Regions from separate parts of the Homo sapiens genome. Here region 1 is linked to region 2. A link is an interaction called in ENCODE POLR2A ChIA-PET data of the cell type or tissue named here. Cell type or tissue: GM12878. All regions are shown on one strand. Links, peaks and the distances in the headings refer to the core of each region. The heading gives the core; the rest is flanking DNA.

Region 1 (7,329 bases), core at 1,005-6,004, 290 kb after region 2:
AATGTAGTACCAAGAAAGAACTATAGACCAACTTTACTAATGAACAGAGGCAAACATTCCAAATAAAACATTAGCAACTGGAATGCAGTACACAAGAGTTGTTCCCGAAACACCAGGGGTTCGGTCTAGGTCCTACTGTTCACAGCACAGAAAGCCAGTGACTGAGACTATGAGTATTGCTAGAAGAAGGCTTTAACTGGGTGCTGCAGCTGAGGAGATAGAAGCTTGGTCTCAAATCCATCTCCCTGACCAGCTAAAATTTGGGGTTTATATATCAGGGAAGAAATGTAACTATCTATGAGAAAACAGAAACTCAGAAGGGTAAGGAAGCAATCATGATGAATTGGGGGCCTGGAGTCTCATTGTCTGGAGGAGATGATCTGGTGAGTTTCAGTTCTTTGATACGTTTTGAGAGGACTGGAGATCCTTTCTTGAGGAAGAAACTCAGATAAAACAAATGTTAAGTTTCCGGCAGGGCGCGGTGGCTCATGCCTGTAATTCCAGCACTTTGGGAGGCCAAGGTGGGCGGATCACGAGGTCAGGAGATCGAGACCATCCTGGCTAACATGGTGAAACCTCATCGCTACTAAAAATACAAAAAATTAGCCGGGTATGGTGGCAGGTGCCTGTAGTCCCAGCTACTCGGGAGGCTGAGGCAGAAGAATGGCATGAACCCGGGAGGCGGAGCTTGCAGTGATCCGAGATTGCACCACTGCACTCTAGCCTGGGCGACACAGCCAGACTCCATCTCAAAACAAACAAACAAACAAACAAACAAAACAAATGTAAGTTTCAAGCTTTTGGATCAGAAGGGTCAATTTCTATGTTTATCCAAAAACAACTGTCTATGGGACTATTGGGTTGGTTTCACAGTCACACCAGCTTACCATATCATTTAGGGGCCCAGGCAGATTCAAGTCCACAAGGTGACCAAACTGGCTCATTCCAAATGTATGAGGGTGGCTAGACTATCAGGAAGCATATCAACATAATTCATAAATTCCATGAATTGGCCGGGCTCTGTGGCTCACGCCTGTAATCCCAGCACTTTGGGAGGCCAAGGAGAGTGGATCGCCTGAGGTCAGGAGTTCAAGACCAGCCTGTCCAACACGGTGAAACTCTGTCTCTACTAAAAATACAAAAATTAGTCAGGCATGGTGGCGGGCGCCTGTAATCCCAGCTACTGGGGAGGCTGAGGCAGGAGAATCTCGAACCTGGGAGGCGGAGGTTGCAATCAGCTGAGATTGCGCCATTGCACTCCAGTCTGGGCAACACAAGCGAAACTCTGCCTCGAAAATAAATAAATAAATAAATATATTCCATGAATTAAAGAAGAAAGACCTTAAGATTATATCAATAGATGCTGAAAAGGCTTTAATAACATTCAATAGCCTTTCCTCTTCTTCTCTGTCTTTTTCTTTTTTTTTTCAGGGATCAGGTCTTGCTCTATTGCCAGGCTGGAGTGCAATGGTAGAATCGTAGCTCACGGGAGTCTCTAACTCCTGGACTCATGTGATTCTCCCTTCTCGGCCTCATGAGTAGCTGGGACTACAGGAGCTAGGACTGGCTAATTTAAAAAAAAAGTATTTTTATGGAGACAGTCTCGCTATATTTCCCAGGCTGGTCTCAAACTCCTGGTCTCAAGGGATTGTCCCACCTCAGCCTCCTAAAGCATTGAGATTCCAGGTGTGAGCCACTGCACCCAGCTGTACCAGTCTCAAGAATGTTCAGTTTACTCTAATCACATGTCAAAAGCATGTTTACCCTATTATTTAGGGGCACAGGCAAATACAAGTCCTCTAATGTACTTGAGAACCACAGTTATGAAAAAATATAATGAAAAGAAAAAAAAATGTAATGTTAAAAAATTAAGGCCAGGTGTGGTGGCTCACACCTGTAATCCCAGCACTTTGGGAGGCCAAGGCGGACAGATCACCTGATGTCAGGAGTTTGAGACCAGCCTGTCCAACGTGGCAAACCCTGTCTCTACTAAAAATTTAAAAATTAGCCAGGTGTAGTGGCGTGCGCCTGTAGTCCCAGCTATTCAGGAGGCTGAGGCAGGAGGATCACTTGAACCCAGGAGGTGGAGGTTGCAGTGAGCAAAGATGGCACCAGCTGCATTCCAGCCTGGGTGACAGAGCGAGACTCTATCTCAAAAAAAAAAAAAAAAAAAGAAATTAAGAGAGGTGGGGTGCAGTGATTCATACCTGTAATCCCAGCACTTTTGGGAGGTCAAGGCAGGAGGATCACTTGAGCCCAGAAGTTTTTAGTTTTTGTTTTTGTTTTTTTTTTAGATGGAATCTCGCTCTGTCACCCAGGCTGGAGTGCAGTGGCACTGATCTCGGCTCACTGCAAGCTCCGCCTCCCAGGTTCATGCCATTCTCCTGCCTCAGCCTCCCGAGTAGCTGGGACTACAGGCGCCCGCCACCAAGCCCGGGTAATTTTTTGTATTTTTAGTAGAGACGGGGTTTCACCATGTTAGCCAGGATGGTCTCCATCTCCTGACCTCATGATCTGCCTGCCTTGGCCTCCCAAAGTGCTGGGATTAGAGGTGTGAACCACCGTTCCTGGCCTGAGCCCAAGAGTTTGACACCAGCCTGGGCACCATAGGGAGACCCCAAGAGACAGAGACAAAAAGGGAGTCAGAGAGAGGAAGAGACAGACAGAGAGAGACAAAGAAGTCAAAGAGAAAGAGAGATGGAAGTAGTAAAGAAAAAACAGTGTACCCTATTCCTTTAAAAGCCAGGGTAAATTTAAAACCTATAATTGATAATTGAAGGTCTTCTCCGTGACCCTGTACCACTCCAATACCACCTTGTTGGCAGTGCAAACAAGGGCATAGCCTGAAAGCACTGAGGCCACTGACAACCCATAGCCTTCCTGTCAAAGATCCTTAACCCAGCAGGTTTCCTAACAGGGGATCTAAATCTTAATTAATTGCCATACAAAAGTCCAACCAGATCTAGGAGGAACTCCCTTCAGGACAGGATGATAGATGGTTCCTCCCAGGCAATTAAGGGAAAAAAAAAAGACACAGTGGGTATTCAGTAAGTGATAAGGGAACTCTTGTAGAAGCAGTTAGGAAAATTGCCTAATTATTGGTCTGCTCAAACGTGTGAGTTGTTTGCACTCAGCCAAATCTTAAAGTACTTACAGAATTAGGAAGGAGCCATCTATACCAATTCTAAGTTAATATGGACTGAACGAGGTTTTATTAATAGCAAAGGAAAATTAAAATCCCAAATTTACAACGTTTTTAACTAAAGTAAAGTTTGCTAAAAGTTAACAGTGTAACATGCATTATCCTACTACCACATACTCTCAAAGGATTTCTCAGACAGTTTGCAAGAAATAGCAAAATCTACCAGGCGTGGTGGCTCACGCCTGTAATCCCAGCACTTTGGGAGGCCGAGGTGGGCGGATCACTAGGTCAGGAGATCGAGACCATCCTGGCTAACACGGTGAAACCCTGTCTCTACTAAAAATACAAAAAATTAGCCGGGCGAAGTGGCAGGCGCCTGTAGTCCCAGCTACTCGGGAGGCTGAGGCAGGAGAATGGCGTGAACCCGGGAGGGGGAGGTTGCAGTGAGCCGAGCTAGTGCCACTGCAGTCCAGCCTGGGTAAAAGAGCGAGACTCCGTCTCAAAAAAAAAAAAAAAAAAAAAAAAGAAATAGCAAAATCTATCCAGTAAGGATAGTAACTACAATCCCAAATAGACTCTTTGGCAGCAGTGACTCTCCAAAACTGCCGAGGCCTAGACCTCCTCACTGCTGAGAAAGGAGGACTTTGTACCTTCTTAGGGGAAGAGTGTTGCTTTTACACTAACCTGTCAGGGATAGTACTAGATGCCACCCAGCGTTTACAGGAAAAGTCTTCTGAAATCAGACGATGCCTTTCAAACTCTTATACCAACCTCTGGAGTTGGGCAACCTGGCTTCTCCCCTCTCTATGTCCCGTGACAGCCGTCTTGCTATTACTTGCCTTCGGGCCCTGTATTTTTAACCTCCTTGTCAAATTTGTTTCCTCTAGGATCGAGGCCATCAAGCTACAGATGGTCTTACAAATAGAACCCCAAATGAGCTCAACTAACAACTTCTATCAAGGACCGCTGGACCGATCCACTGGCCCTTTGGCCTAAAGCATTCCCCTCTGGAGGACACTACAACTGCAGGGCCCCTTCTTTGCCCCTATCCAGCAGGAAGTAGCTAGAACGGTCATCGCCCAATTCCCAACAGTAGTTGGGGTATCCTGTTTAAAGGGGGGATTGAGAGGTGAAGCCAGCTGGGCTTCTGGGTCGGGTGGGGACTTGGAGAACTTTTCTGTCTAGCTACAGGATTGTAAACACACCAGTCAGTGCTCTGTGTCTAGCTAAAGGTTTGTAAATGCACCAATCAGCACTATGTAAAAACGCACCTATCAGCACTCTGTGTCTAGCTAAAGATTTGTAAATGCACCAATCAGCACTCTCTAAAAATGGACCAATCAGCACGCCATAAAATGGACCAATTAGCACTCTGTAGAATGGACTGATCAGCAGGATGTGGGTGGGGCCAAATAAGGGACTAAAAGCTGCCACCCAAGATGGCAGCCGCAACCCACTCGGGTCCCCTTCCACACTGTGGAAGCTTTGTTCTTTCACTCTTCACAATAAATCTTGCTGCTCCTCACTCTTTGAGGAGGAGCACCACCTTTAAGAGCTGTAACACTCATTGCGAAGGTCTGCAGCTTCACTCCTGAAGTCAGTGAGACCACAAACCCACCGGGAGGAACAAACAACTGCGGACATGCCACCTTTAAGGGCTGTAACACTCACCGGGAGGGTCTGTGGCTTCACTCCTGAAGTCAGCAAGACCACAAACCCACCGGAAGGAACCAATTCCAGACACACCTGTCACTAAAAAAAAAAAAAAAAAAAAAAAAAAAAAAAATTCTCAATAATATAAAATACCCAGGGCCCGGTGTGGTGGGACTTCCTGTAGTCCCAGCTACTTAGGAAGCGGATGCAGGATTGTTTGAGCATAGAAGTTCAAGGCCAGCCTGGTAACACAGTGAGACTCTGTCTCTAAAAAAAGATTTTTAAATTTTTTATCCTAAAAAATTTTTCATAGGCCAGGCATGGTGGCTCATGCCTGTAATCCCAGCACTTTGGGAGACTGAGGTGGGTGGATCACGAGGTCAAGAGACCAAGACCATCCTGGCCAACATGGTGAAACCCTGTCTCTACTAAAAATACAAAAATTAGCTGGGCGTGGTGGCACGTGCTGGTAGTCCCAGCTACTCGGGAGGCTGAGGCAGGAGAATCACTTGAACCCAAGAGGCGGAGGTTGCAGTGAGCTGAGATCGTGCTACTGCACTCCAGCCTAGAGCGAGACTCCGTCTCAAAAAAAAAATTTTTTTTTGTAGAGACGGCCTCCCTCTCTCACCCAGCCTGGAGTGCTGTGGTGCAATCTTGACTCCCTGAAGCCTTGAACTGCGGAGCTCAAGTTTTCCTCCCACCTCAGCCTCCTGAGTAGCTGAGACTACAGGCAAATGTCACCATGACTGGCTAATTAAAACAACTTTTTTTTTTGCTCATGCCTGTAATCCCAACACTTTGGGAGGCCGAGGTGGCTGAATCACTTGAGCCCGGGAGCCTGGGCAACATGGTGAAACTTTATCTCTACAAAAAATACAAAAATAAGCCAGGCGTAGTGGCATGAGCCTATAGTGCTAGCTACTTGGGAGGCTGAGGTGGGAGGATCACTTGAGACCAGGAGGCAGGTTGCAGTAAGCTGAGATCTCGCCACTGCACTCCAGTCTGGCTGACAGAGCCAAAATAAATAAATAAAAACAAAACAAAAAAATAAGACAAAACTGTAGAGACAGGATCTGGCTATGTTGCCCAGGCTGGTCTCCAACTCCTGGCCTCAAGCAATCCTCCTGCCTCAGCAGCCCCCAAAGTGCTGGGATTACAAGTGTTAGCCACCATGCCTGGTAAAAAGTTTTTTCAAATACCTATAAATAAGCTGAACAAAGTCACAGGATGTATATGAAGAATATAATAAAAATGTTACTGAACAACATAAAGTTCAAAGCTAGACAAGTAGAAAGTTATTTGTTCTTGGATAAGAAAACTTAACGTTGTAACAACAAAAATATTTAAAAATACTTATATTTAATGCAATTCCAATTAGAATTCTGGCAGGCAGGTTTTTTGTTTGTTTGTTTGAGACGGAGTCTCGGTTTGTCACCTAGGCTGGAGTGCAGTGGTGCAATCTCGGCTCACTGCAACCTCTGCCTCTGTTCAAGCAATTCTCCTGCCTCAGCCTCCCAAGTAGCTGGGATTACAGGCATCCACCACCATGCCCAGCTAATTTTTGTATTTTTAGTAGAGATGGGGTTTCTCCATGTTGGCTAGGCTGGTCTCGAACTCCTGACCTTGAACTCCTGATCTCAAGTGATCCACCTGCCTCGGCTTACCAAAGTGCTGGGATTACAAGCGTGAGCCACCGCACCTGGCCAGGCAGGCAGTTTTTAAGAAATCATTAAAATAACCTTAAATCCATATGGAAGAATTTATACCCTAGAATAAACTAGGAAAGTATGAACATGGAGTACAGTGAAGGGGAACTACTTGCTTAACCAGATACCAGAACATCCACAAACCTACTTTAATCAAATTAGTATAATATTGGCATAGGAATAGAATACTGGAAAAGAATAGAAAATCTAGAGGCTGGGCACAGTGGCTCACGCCCGTAATCCCAGCACTTTGGGAGGCCAAGGCGGGTGGATCACTTGAGGTCAGGAGTTTGAGACCAGCCTGGCCAACAGGGTGAAACCCTGTCTCTACCAAAAAATACAAAAATTAGCCGGGCGTGGTGGCATGTCTGTAATGCCAGCTACTCGGGAGGCTGAGGCAGGAGAATCCCTTGAATCTGGGAGGCAGAGGTTGCAGTGAGCTGAGATTGTGCCACTGAACTCCAGCCTGGGCAACAGAATGAGACCCTGTCTCAAAAAAAAAAAAGAAAAAGAAAAAAAGAAAAAAAAAAAGAAAATCTAGAACTAGATCCCAGTATGGAAGAGAGTTCAGCATATGACAATAGTGTTATTTGTTACAGCCAGGCAAAAAAAAATGGTTCATTTAGTAAATGATATTGAACTGTTTCTCTATATGAAAGAAAAATAATTATGAAAGATAATTTGACCCCTATGTCATACCATTTCAAAAGATGGTTTAGACCAGGTGCGGTGGCTCATGCCTGTAATCCCAGCACTTTGGGAGGCCAAGGTGAGCAGATCACCTGAGGTCAGGAGTTCGAGACCAGCCTGACCAACATGGTGAAACCC
Region 2 (7,329 bases), core at 1,198-6,197:
GAAGATAATACACCAACCAACCTCTTTCTTATCATTTCTAGGCCCCAGTGTTATCTGACTATTCACCTAAAATTGTAGAGACTCGAAGGGTTGTGGCAAGAACACTGGTATATAGCTGGGCGTGGTGGGGGCGGGCGCCTGTAATCCCAGTTACTCGGGAGGCTGAGGCAGGCGAATAGCTGGAACCCGGGAGGCAGAGGCTGCAGTGAGCCGAGATCGCACCACTGCACTGCAGCCTCGGTGACAGAGCCAGACTCCGTGTCAAAAAAAAAAAAAAAAAAAAAAATTGGTATAGAGGTAAATGCTTCATTAAATGGGATTCGCTAACAAGGTGGGCAGGAGCTTGGCAGCAGAAGTCAAGATGGGGAGGAGGAAGGGATTTTCAAAAATGTTCCTTGTTGAAATAAGCCAGGTATTAGTAGTATGGATATTGAAAGCAGCTGGGAATAGGGAGTCCTGAGAGAAGAAATGGGCCAGAGAAGAAGGCCTTTGTCTGACATCAAAGAGCGATTGCTATTAGCCTGTTCCCATCCAGCTCCAAATCCTAGTCTACTTGTCATTCTGAAAACATATTTGTCAGCTGACCCTTGTCATCTTGCTTCTGTGTTAACTATTTCTTGACAAAAGAAGTATTAACTGTACTAGGTGAATAGAAAAGCAGATCATGTATATTCTACTATCTAAACCCTACACTAGCAAGAAGCACAATCAGTTCCCATTTCTCTCCATCCTAAAAAGCAACAAAACCCATGGTGAAGTTTATGTCTATCCATAGCCTGGTCTCACTCTCATCAACAAGCCCTGGACTAATCAACAGAGGAGACAGTCTGGCTGGAACTCAAATTATTTTCTGAGGATAGTTACTACTCTGACATATTAAAAACAAAACCACCACCAAAAAAGCAAGCAAAAAACAACTCAATTGGACTGCCAGCTGTCTCCTGTTTAGACAGGAGTTGGTGTGTGAACAGCAGCAGCTGCTCTTCTGACCCTTGCCCTCCCAGCTTTCCCACTTTAGCAGAGATGCTCTTGCCCTGCCTATCGGTTTCAGTATGCGTTGCCCTCTCTGTTTCTCTGGCTGCTACTGTCCTCAAGCCTGTGAACAGCCTGTTAGGGAGGGGAGCAGCTCCCTGAAGACAGTTCCTTCAGGGACCAGTGAGAGTTGCAGCCTCTTGGCCTTAAGGACTTTCATTCTGAAGGAATGTCACACTTATCTTGATAAGTTACTTCTTATCTGTCATATAGGATGGTGAGTCTGTGGTCCCTGTATCACATGATGGACACAAAACCTGGAAATATGCCAGGTGTCTGAGCTGAGACTCGGTCACTTAGTTTTTCAGCCTTGGCTATACATAAGTAGTATGACTGTGTCTGCAGTGAAAAGGTAGAAGGAATAGATGCAGAGGTTGGCTACCCAGAAAATGCCACACACCAATTTGAATCATACTGAACAGCAAAGGAATCATACTGTTGCCAATATGGTCACACTACAGATCATGGTCCAAAGGTTTCTCCTAACAATCTTTTCTTTAAGACTCCTCACAGACTCATGCAGAACATTCCCTTGCCAGTGTGGAGATCCAGCCCATACAAAGGTGCCATTGCTATCTATGGTCTATTATCTAGGATTGATTTTACTAGGAGTTCCTAAAACTTTATATGCCAAATTTCTGAAAATCTCACACTCAGTTACAAGCATGTGTCCTATAATGTTATGATGACTACACAATTTCAATTTTAATGCCAGTTGTACAACAATCAGTTCCACAGCTGGTTTTACCCCCAACTACTCTATCTGTTCCAACTTTTACAAGATAAAAGTTGACTTTGACATTCTTTTTTATCTGATGAAACCCAAATACTTGTTGATATGGTTTCAATCTGTGTCCCTACCAAATCTCATGTTGAATTGTAATCCCTAATACTGGAAGTGGGACCTGGTGGGAGACGACTGGATCATGAATCATGAAAGTGGATTTCTCATGAATGGTTTAGCACCATCCCCTTGGTGCTGTTCTCGTGAGGGTAGGTGGGTTTTCATGAGATTCGGTCATTTAAAAGTGTGTGGCACATCCCACCCACAACCTCTCGTTCCTGCTGTAGCCAAGTGACATGCCTACTGCTCCTCTGCCTTCCACCAAGATTGTAAGTTTCCTCAGGCCTCTTCAGAAGCTGAGCAGATGCCAGCATCATGCTTTCTGTACAGCCTGCAGAACTGTATACCAATTAAACCTCTTTACTTTGTAAATTACCCAGTCTCAGGTATTTATTTATAGCAATGCAAGAATAGCTTAATACATTCATGCGCCCCATATCCCAGTAGTTTCACTGCCTTCCTTCCTACCATAACACAACTATCACACTCCCCACCACACATATCCATGTTTATATGAGGCCCAAGAAACCTCTTGCCCATCCATAAAATAGATATTTTTTCAATGGCCACTTTTTCTTCAACCTGTTGGGAGTCTCCAAACTCTAATAACAGAGGGCACTAAGATGGGGCTGTCTGTGGGGAAAATGTATCCCCAAAGAGGAAATTCTAGGCACAGATTGCTCAGAATTTGTATCTATCCTCAGCCTTATGCTGCTAGTGATAGGCAGGGCACCAGTAGGTAGACCATATCCCTGCTCTGCAAACATCAGGGCCCCTGTACAGTATCAGTGGCCCCCATCTAGGCAAGGAAAGTGCCCTACCTCATTTTATAAATTTTGCACTTTGAAGTCCTAATGTTTTTATTTCTTCTGCTGCAGAGGCCAACATCCCAGTAAAAGTTCTTTAGCCATTGGTGAATTATAACTTCAATCACCCACACAATCACACACCTACATGCCAGATGCTGTGCTACCCATGGTCTTGCTGAGTCCTTATCTCAGTGTTCACATCTCTGAATTCTCACTTGCTCCTTGACCTTTAAAACATTCACAGAAACTGCCATTACCACCACCACCAGCAGCACCATCCATGCCTCAATATATTCCTCAAAACAAAATCATGTTAAAGCCCTAAATACATCCAGTCACAAAACAAACTTTTCTAGCCTTAAACCTTCAAATTGCCCTAACCTCCCTCTCTCTCTCTCAACTAATCCCCAGATAACTCTGTCCCTCTCCTCTAATCCTGGAATTAGGAACCAAAGAAGGATGAGCCCTCTCCACCTATACAAATACTGAATGAGTGCTGCCGTCAGAAATTTCCCAACAGGGATGGGATTGCATCAGCTCTAGTAAGAATATCACTCTCCTGTGAGGAAGAGCAAGTACACTGACAACAGCTGCCTGACCCCTTCCACATTTATTCCAGAGATTCATTCCAGAGATTCAGTTAGGCCCTTCCCCATCGTCTCTTGTGCTACATTACAACTTCTCGTAGCAGGGAAGCTGGTAAACAGACCTGCCTGAGAGTAAGTACTATCTAGCATTGCACCTTGAGAGATCATCCCACCAGATAGCTTGAGCAATTACGCCACTTGGCTACTCAGAATCAGGGATTCCCCAGAGACAAGTCTTGGTTTCAAGCATCAAGGGGCAGACCTGAAATAGATTCTGCTTGCTGAGCTCCAGCAGATACTAACCCACATGGGGGTAAGTTTGAGAGGCACCAACATCCTCACTGCTCACCACACTCAGCTTTAATATGTTTGAGGGCCAAGAATCCAAACAGCAGTTTGATTATCTCTTGAACATGCCCACCTACCTCTTCCAGACCCCATGATGGGGTGTGGCTTGCCTCCAGAGAAAGAGTGCCATCCTCTTCTGAGAAGGAAGTAGAGCTCTTTTCAGGTTCTGTATCTTTAGGCTGGATCCCATGTATGTGTGGCCCATCACTGCCATAGCCAGAGGAGGAGGGCAAAATGCTCACAGTCACACCACTGATGGACAAATCACTCTGAGAAGTAGGCAGTCTGGAATCCTGGGGGGGCACTTGACCCACATGGGAAGGCTCCGTGCGTCTTTGGCCTCCAGGCTGGTCCAGTAGTAATGAAGAAACAGAACATTCTATAATCCAGGAAGCTGTCTGAGGGGCACCTGAAACACTCTTGGTTCCTTCCTCCACACTCCAGCCCTCTGAAAATTGTTCTTGATTTCCTTTATCAGTGGGGTAGTCTGTCCTAGGCAAAGCACAGCTCCGAAACCCACGCTGAATATTTCCTTTCTCCACTGCAGTCTCTCCTTGCAAAGGCAGCAACACAGCCCTGCTGCTGCAGGATGCTGTCCTAGGAAATTCCACCAGTTGGCTCACTGACTTCTCGCAGTTCCTTTCTGCTGGGTTATCAAGCAGGTGAGCAATGACAGTCATCCCCTCTTCCAGGGAATCCCAGACCCCTCCAGCAACTGATGACTCATTCTCTAACAAAAGGTGGGCGGTCTGGACCTCCCCTTGGAATCTCTCCTTTACCTGTACTATCATCCCCCGATCGACTACCCGTGAGTTGGGGGCTGAGTCCCCAGGCAGCAAAATATCTGGGGGGGTATGCTCTACCCCTCCCACTCCGTCTTCCTTTTGGAGACTCTCTGTTAACTTCGTTAGGGTTTCAGTCTCTTCAATGACTCCAGTTCCTTCTGAGGTTTCTTCCTGGTGAGATGCCTCTGGAGTAGGGATTTTCTTCCCTCTCCACCTCCTTTTGAACCGAACCCTTTTCTTAGGAGATATGGGAGCCTTCTCAGGAATAGCTATTGACTCTTTCGGCTCCTTAAAACAGCCCAGTGAATTTCCCATTTCCTTCCTCTCCTAATCTCAGCAAAAACGCAGCTAAGCCAGTCCTGGGATCCCACAGAAATCCCAACCTTGGCCTCATCGGATTCGATGCACATTTAAAAACATGCACTATGCCGGCAATCCCTCCAATTCTTTCTCCCTCCCTCCCCGCCTCTCTCTGTCTCTTCCAGCCGCTGCCGATTCAGACAGCCATCTTACAGGCTCAGAGCTGCAACAAGACAAATTCAAAGCATCTCACTGCAGTTCAGAAATCACTTGACCTAAAAGCAGACAGAAACCGGATTGGCTGCAGCTTCCTCTCTCCAAATATGAGGTAATTGGAGCACTGCCCTCAGTAACACAAACAGAAAGCAAAAAGGAGCTAGAAACCAGGGGAGGGGAAAAACTAGGGAGGGCCAGGAGGAGGAGGGAAAATGTAAGTGTAAATTGAAAATGGAGGGAAAAAGAAGAGAGGCCGTGGCAGAAGGTAACGTGGAGGAAGGAGGAGGAGAATAGTACCAAAAAGGGAAAAAGCAAACCAGCTCGGCTGGTACTAACCAGCAAGGGAAGGGAAGGGCCCGGGCCAAGAAGAACCAAGCCTGGTGAAGCTGCAATTATGGCTCCCAAACTACAAAATGAAATAGATTTTAAGTGTTGCACCAAGATGCCCAAAAGAAAATATCAAGCAGATATACATATTCTGAATTTTTTCAGGTCAGAAAACAATAAAATTATTTTAATGAAATTATAACCTGAAGAAACCAGAGCCTTCTTCTTACAGTTAAGAAAAGGAACACAGACTTTAAAGATCTAGCCTTCTGGAGCATTTATTTCCCTCCTTTTTCCTATAAAAGAAAAGAAAGATCTGTTAATTCTGCCAGCCAATGACACAGACAGGAAAAATCTGGAAGTTGGTTTTGAGTACAGTAAATGAGTGCTTGGTAAAAAGAATACCACTTCTAAATACAACAGATGAACAGGGTCTCTGATGAACAATATTTGACAAAAATGTTCAATAGTAATTATTGATGCTGCCACTGCTAACATCTAATATATTTTTTGCACTTGCTGTGTGCCAAGCACTGTGTAAAGTTATTTACATGGACTTTCTCATTTAATTCTTACAGTCACTATATGAGGTCAAAACTATTATTTTATATTTTATCGGTAAAGAAACTGAGGTTTGGCCAGGCGCAGTGGCTCACGCCTATTATAATCCTAGTACTCTAGAAGGCCAAGGCAGGCGGATTGCCTGAGCTCAGGAGTTTAAGACCAGCCTGGGCAACATGGTGAAACCCCGTCTCTACTAAAATACAAAAAATTAGCTGGGCACAGTGGCATGCGCCCTTAGTCCCAGCTATTCAGGAGGCTGAGGCATGAGAATTGCTTGAACTGGGAGGTGGAGGTTGCAGTGAGCCAAGATCATGTCACTGCACTCCAGCCTGGCCAACAGAACAAGACTCTGTCTCCAAAAAAGAAAAAAGAAACTGAGGTTTAAGAAAGTTGATTAATAGCCCTAGGTTACACAGCTAGTAAGTGACAAAGCCAGAACATGAACTTCTGTTAACTTTAAGACTTTTAATTTCAACCCCAACTACTCTCTTCTAACTACTGCAGTAGTGGAAATCTGTACTCAGTTGCCAGTTGTGTAAAATAAGAAGTTCCCCCACTGTTCTGAATTGGTAATTAGACTGCATGGACCAAGAGCTCAATCAAAGAGATAACACTTGTTGCCATTTGGGAGTAAGAGAAGAAGCTGCCAAAAAGAGGTTCAGGTGGTTTTTACTCCCATTGCAGTAGGGCAGGAAGTCTGAATTTCAGACTGTAAAAGTCGGATTCAAAAATCACCTTGTGATGTCAGTGAAGATTCCTCCACCCCAATTTTTTTTAGTATAGTATCTGCTATATGGGAAAAGACTATAACCCAAAGGGCTGTGAATGGAGAATAAAATTATATATGTGTTTCTTTCCTATTGCAGTTATTTATTCTACAACAAAAGGATCCAGGCCACACAGCAGAAAGCAGTAGCCTGCCTGGTTCCATGCAAGCCATAAAGACTTACACTAGCATAGCCTTAACTATCTTTCCTGGAGACCTGAAAAAAAAAAAAAAAAAAAAAAAAAGGAAAAGACCACAAAAGGAAAGCAACAAGAAGCCCTAAAGCAACGGCTTTTACACAATCCCTTCTAAGACCCTCCTGATGTCCCATCTGCCTCACAACTGCAGTAGGTGTTCTTCCCCTAAGCCTTATCCTTAAGGCTGACTGCAAAACTGCAGCACCATCTTATGGCCATCACAAACTATAGTAAGAAATAAGCAGAGAGCATGGGAGAGAAACTCATGCTACTGCAAATCATTTAATTAACAAAGAATCTGACATTACAATATGAAGTTCTCTAGGCAGGTACCAGGCCTTCACTCCTCCAGTGAAGAAACCTGGAACTATGGGAACTTTAAGATGCACTTGAATTTTATGAATGACATACAAGCAAACCAAAATCCTGAAACTAATAAACTTAGAGGCAAGAGAAATAGCTGCTTAATATGACTACTACTGCTGTAGAGTTTCTCTGAGAATTTACTTCTGTGAGCCTATTCTTTTTTTAAAATTTCTGCATATGTCAGACCA

Evidence for each region. Peaks named below come from ENCODE experiments on the same cell type or tissue, not always from the same donor. Only the 100,000 strongest peaks of a DNase experiment are listed, where the experiment ranks them.
Region 1: POLR2A ChIA-PET joins it to region 2 with 6 read pairs; 2 of 35 experiments call an interaction of 5 or more read pairs at or near these places.

What each region holds. Positions count from the first base shown.
Region 1 is chr1:38,975,246-38,982,574 of GRCh38, reverse strand. No RefSeq gene overlaps it. Among named protein-coding and RNA genes, the nearest start is that of AKIRIN1, 12 kb to the left of the region's middle. In GM12878, for the core only: no CTCF peak of the experiment used is centred there; no DNase peak of the experiment used is centred there.
Region 2 is chr1:39,266,089-39,273,417 of GRCh38, reverse strand. The region is part of intron 6 of MACF1 (microtubule actin crosslinking factor 1); the gene reads right to left. Among named protein-coding and RNA genes, the nearest start is that of MACF1, 65 kb to the right of the region's middle. In GM12878, for the core only: no CTCF peak of the experiment used is centred there; DNase peaks (open chromatin) are centred at 3,497 and 5,037; H3K4me3 peaks cover 3,535 bases; H3K27ac peaks cover 3,907 bases.